2 separate regions of the Homo sapiens genome follow, and region 2 is linked to region 1. Evidence: chromatin loops called from intact Hi-C (ENCODE). Cell type or tissue: IMR-90. All regions are shown on one strand. Links, peaks and the distances in the headings refer to the core of each region. The heading gives the core; the rest is flanking DNA.

Evidence for each region. Hi-C counts contacts between places; a loop is a spot of excess contacts. Peaks named below come from ENCODE experiments on the same cell type or tissue, not always from the same donor. Only the 100,000 strongest peaks of a DNase experiment are listed, where the experiment ranks them.
Region 2: a loop joins it to region 1, with 2.8 times the contacts of the local background. A loop is called at or near these places in 1 of 110 quality-filtered maps.

The regions. Positions count from the first base shown.
Region 1 is chr6:140,537,761-140,540,587 of GRCh38, forward strand. LOC105378027 (a long non-coding RNA gene) reads left to right here and starts at 730. Exons shown (of 8, transcript XR_001744387.3): 1 at 730-1,542. In IMR-90, for the core only: a CTCF peak has its summit at 1,364; no DNase peak of the experiment used is centred there; H3K27ac peaks cover 1,993 bases.
Region 2 is chr6:140,378,571-140,381,397 of GRCh38, forward strand. No RefSeq gene overlaps it. Among named protein-coding and RNA genes, the nearest start is that of MIR3668, 170 kb to the left of the region's middle. In IMR-90, for the core only: no CTCF peak of the experiment used is centred there; a DNase peak (open chromatin) is centred at 1,551; H3K27ac peaks cover 964 bases.

The DNA.
Region 1 (2,827 bases), core at 301-2,800:
TTTAACTATGTGATCCTCCAGTGCAGTTTATTATTTGGAGGAAGCAACATTTTGTCTGAATGATTCTACCAAATAAAAACGAAAAAGAGTTTAGTTTGATCAGCAAAGAATGTAGAAATTTACTTAAGCAGTAAAGAATGTGGCTGTCTGACTTTGGTATTATGTTACACCTCATGGTTCAGGCATCTTGTTTGCCTTAAATGGTTTCACAAGCAGGAGGGTTGACCCAGAGCAGATTCGCAGTGGCTGCACAGAGCACAGCTAAACAGCAGATTTAATGAGGTCGGAATTTCACACAATGCCTTATTCAAAGAATTCAGGCAGCAGGAGAGAAGTTGTGGTGAATTGCAGTTGCCCATGGCTTTGCATCAAGAAGCAAAACGTTTCTCCACAAATAGTTCATAAAAGTTCAAAAATAGATGCCAATTACATTCAGCTTTAAGATTCAGACATTTGTCAGGGAGGGGGACTTGTGTATTCACATTGTTAGAATTAAGGAAGTACGTTCATGAACCAAAAATACAGAGCTCTATTTACTCGTCTAAAGTCAGGAAGGATCAAAAGGGTTTCCTAATACATTTTGACATGCTGGAAGTTTTTCCTTTGTTTTCCCACTTTATGTTTTTGCAGTACCTACCACCTTATATTGCATTCTTTGCTTGTCTGTCTCCCCTACTTAACTTTAAAGTCCTTGAAGACAGGCATTTGGGGTGCCTTAAATACTTAATGAATAATTGCAGAGTGAATGTTGAACGAAAATGAATGTAACTCATTCACATACTCTATGCTAAATTGAGAAATAAAAAGCTCAGACATTTTCACTCCATCTTATTCCCTTAAGAAACATCAATGTAAGAATTCGACAGACTGCTAATCTCTTTGTGAAGCTAATGACCAGCTTTAATTTTGCAAATTAAATATCCAGTTTCCCTGCCTTTTTCCCCATTGAAAAATAGTCCTATGTTGGTCATTTATATAGCTCATTATTTTGGACCTGGGGATAAAGCTACAGTCAGAAAGCACACAGCCTCAGGTTCTATAATATTGGAATTAGGGGTGAGAACATTTTCCCTTTATGTAAGAACTCTGTGGCTCTGGGCATTTCTACATAATTATTGATCAACCTTGAACCATAGTTTCTCAAAAAGTCATATAAATGGGAGAGGATTGAGGTAGAAGTATGTGATATATAATTTATTATCTAAATTTGGACACTTTTGTCTGGAAAGAAAAAGAAGAAAAGTAAAGAAAAACTGCCAGGATGCTGGGACAAGAGGTGCACCACATCCTGCTGGGGAAAGCAAACCAGAACATCAGGTCATCCTGGGTAGACACAACCTGAGCCAGTGAGCAACACTGCCCCCATTCCAGCTGATTTCTAGTGTAATTTTCCATCATCTGCCTTTTTAAATGTAGAAAGTCTTGATTCAGGCTTGACTGGAAGTATTAAATGTCTACCTCACTTTTGATAGGAAGAAGATGATTTTTCACCTAGTGGAGTCATTGAACAGTGGTCTTCAAATTGGGATTATTTCCAAGAATGTGAGTACAGACAGTTTTAACAGACTTAATTAAAGCTCCTCACTTACCACAATTACTCTTTTTTAGCATGATATTGTTTGTTTTTTGTTTAAACCCCTTAAGCCCCTTTCCTTAATATAATAGCTATTTACAAAAAATAAAAATCACTCATTCATCTCATCAGATATTTCAAATTACTCTTGTTGCCTTCATTAAAATCCCCTAATCCCACTACAGAAATTTGTGTTTTTCCCTGTCTTATACATATTTCTGTTAAGAAAGGAGCAGGGAATAAAAAATGATGTATTTCTGTCCTTGTAGACTGTTCTTAAATCAGATACATGGTAGATTATTGGTGGTAGAATTGATAGCAAATCTGATTTTATGGCCTCCTCTGTGCCAAACTACTGTTTCCAAAGGATGAATTGCTTTTGAAAATGAATTGCTAACTATAGATGTATAGTTAGCCTAGGCGCAGTGGCTCATGCCTGTAATCCCAGCACTTTGGGAGGCCTAGGCAGGCGGATCACTTGAGGCCAGGAGTTCGAGACCATCCTGGCCAACATGGCGAAACCCTGTCTCCACTAAAAAAAATTATCCGGGCATGTGGCATGTGTCTGTGATCCCAGCTACTCAGGAAGCTGAGGTGGGAGAATCACTTGAACCCTGGAGGCAGAGGTTAAAGTGAGCCAAGATCGCACCACTGCACTCTAGCCTGGGCAATGAAGAGAGACTCTGTCTCAATTAAAAAAAAAAAAAAAAAAAAAAAGTATAGTTAGAGTAACGCAATGAGCTGTCAGAAATAATAAACTTTTTAAAATGGCTTTTATTCACATATTTAATGTAAGCAATTTTAAATGTTATTTTCAATTCCTTTTCCTTAAATCCATCATTAGGAGGAAACAAAAGAATCTACAAATTTCCAGCATAACACAGATTACTTACTCTAACTTTTTAAATAGTAACTAGAGTCTATTTAGTACATCAAATTTTTTGAATTATGATGTACAAAAGTTGCAGATGAACAATTATTTATTTTAGGTGCGATATGCCTTTATTTGACATTGTAGATAAGTCTTACTTTGTCAAATGCTACTTGAAGTATTTAATTATAGAAAATCATCTTACCTCATTATAATTATGTGTTGAAATATATTCTACTTCCTATCAACAAATGAAATTTTAATGGTAAATGTTGGATTAATTATTTTATAGTAGCATGTCCCATTCCTTCCTGTAAATATACAATTTTTAAAATCATTATGTCTAATTAAAGTAAGGGGGGTATTCTTATTTAATTTTTTCC
Region 2 (2,827 bases), core at 113-2,612, 160 kb before region 1:
TGTTTTGGATACTTTGCTTTTTTGCAGTTTGCCTCTAATTTTATGAGAAAGTTGCATGGGGAAAAATGTGACAGTATAAGGCTATGCACAAAAATACCTTTGGAATAAACTATCTATCTTTAAATAATTAAAATTTGTATTCAGGAAGCAAATATTTAAGAGGAGAGTCAAGCATAGTTTGTTTGAATTAATAAAAAGATCAATGCTTCTAGTCATAAAACCAGCAACACCCCCTCTGTTACTTCATTCATGTTTTCTTATTGACTGATCAAAATCAGCCAAGGAAATCTATTACAAATAATCTTGTGGTGAAGTTTTTGTCTTCTTAGGGTGGGAATTATAATTTGGCATTCATCTATTCGATTTTGGAATACCTCCCCTCCTGCCTGATATACCCAGAGATCAAATTCCTATATAAACTCTTAAAACCCCCTTATCCAGACACATGCTATTTCCTTGGCCTGGATTTTTCTTTCCTGCCCTGCTTTGCTTAAACATTCTTATTCTTTTTTTTTTCCTTCTGATCCCTACTGTAACATCAGCTTCTACATGACATCTTCAGAAGTTTTCTACCCTTAACCATGGCTCATTCCTCTCTGTTTCATGCTTCCTTGCCTTTCATATTTAGCTAAGTTATAGCCTTTAGGTATAACTAGTGAAAAATAATTTTTTGGTTTGAGAAGTAATACTTGTACAGGCTATTTTCTTCTCCATGAGTGAACTTTATATAGGAGCAGCCACACATATAGTATCAAATAAAGACAGATAAATCTGAATACTCCTTTTCTTCCTCTGCAAACCAATGGAATAGTAGAATAAAAATAGGAAGCTTTCAAGTCAAATAGGAGAGTTGAGATTTTCATTTTTGACCACCCTATGCACAATAGGGTAACGATGGCTGAGAAGGGGCAGGATGTGCTGTCCCTACAGCAATTGCTCTGAAGAAAGATGGAATCTGTTCATTAAGTGCATTAATAAGTAAGAGAACTTCCAACAACAGGGCTCAGAATGCAAAATAGCAGTAATGTGGCCAAAGATGAGACTTGTTGCTTTGACTTGCTTTGTTAAGAGGCCTTAATTAACTTTCCCTCTCCCCACAGAGTCTGACTCTCATTGGGAAAGTGATCAGGCAGGCAGAGCCCAGTCCATCTGCTTGTTTCAAGGGTGGCCAGAGGCGTACAGAAAAATTTGCATATTGAGGTTCTTTCTTCAAGTAACAATACCATTTTTTTAAAGTTACTCTTAAGGCCAAATATATTTACATTTTAAACCATCAGCAAAGAAATCTTCATACAAGCCATAATAAATTTTATGGCTTGTTCAAAGTTCTTCTACTTTAAAAGAAAGTCTAGTGATTAAAATAATAAAAAATATTTTATTTATTTTTTGGACTCAGGAGAATCTCAGAGGGAGAGGATACACCAAAAAACTTCATAGCAAAACACCTTCTTGTTCTTCATTTTAAAACTATTTACTTGGTCGTACATTTCCTTCTCTAACCCAGGAGCTCCTTGAGGTCAGTGGAATGGAATGAAAAACACATGGACTTTGCTACGACTTGACCATATGTTTAACTACTGGCTATGTGACCTTGGGCAAGTTATTTAACTTTTTGAGCTTTGTTTTTGTTTAATCTGTAAAACCTACTGGAAATTATTCTGCATGAGCTCCAACATATGAGACATATGGTACATATTTATGGAGTGAATTAATGTAATAATTAATTCATTAATGGTTCTCTGTATGAAAGGATTTACAATGCTATTTACTGGTATCTGTGTGATGGTGGTTATAAATAGACTATATTTAAATGTAAAATGTGCTTTATAGAATCATGAGATGATAAAGCTGAAGGTTTAAAGAAATAATTCCAGACCAATTAATCTCAATAGGGAAGGAAGGAAGGTATTTCAGAAACATCTGGTTCTATGCATGCTAGATTGTCTGAAGAGGGTTTTAGAATTTCATCACAAGTCATATTATATACTTATTTCTCTGCTAGTGTATTGCATTGCAATATTGTTAATCATTTCTCTCTAGTATCTATATCCAAGTTAAGAACCAATTTTCCAGCCAAATAACCCCATTTACAAAGCATGAGACTCAAGGTAGCATGGCGTTTTAGGGCCAGCATGGTCTAACACCAGGCCTTTGATACATAGTGCTTTCCAAACTTTATGGCTTAGGAAATGCCTGAGTTAGAAAGATGAGGCAAGATCACAGAAGGAGTTAAAATGGAATTGAGAAACAAAATGAAAAGAATGTATTACCTTTAGAAGTAAATTTTTTCTTATTTGAAATTAATGTCTGTGATTATTCAATGTTTAGTGAGCTAATGAGTCACAGGACAGAGGAATCATGATACACGGGGTAACTTTGAGTGTTTTGCAATTAGCTGGTGTCTGTAGGGTGATTAATTAAAAAAAAGTAGGACTAACTTTAAGCCAGGAAGATATGTTTGTAGACAGAGCATGTGGAAAGAGACTGACTTAAAAGGTGTACTGTTTGGAGCAAGGAAAGGTGGCTGTAAAGACAAATATTGTCAGAGTGCAAGACCTGTGGTTAAGTTCAGATGAGTGAACACATCGCTTTTGCAATCATAGGAAGGGAGAAGACTAAGCAGTTTTGTTTGAGAAAGAGAAAACAGAATTATTTGTGGAAAGTTTATGAAATAGAGTGAGAGCACTTTTAATGAAATTTTTACTACAGAGGTGGGTTTAACTTTTAAGTCTAAAATACAGAAAATGTGTCCTTTTACCAGTTCCATTCCTCATTGGTAGATGTGGTGAAGCATTTTAATAGTTAAGAACCCGGTGCTTCCCCCAAG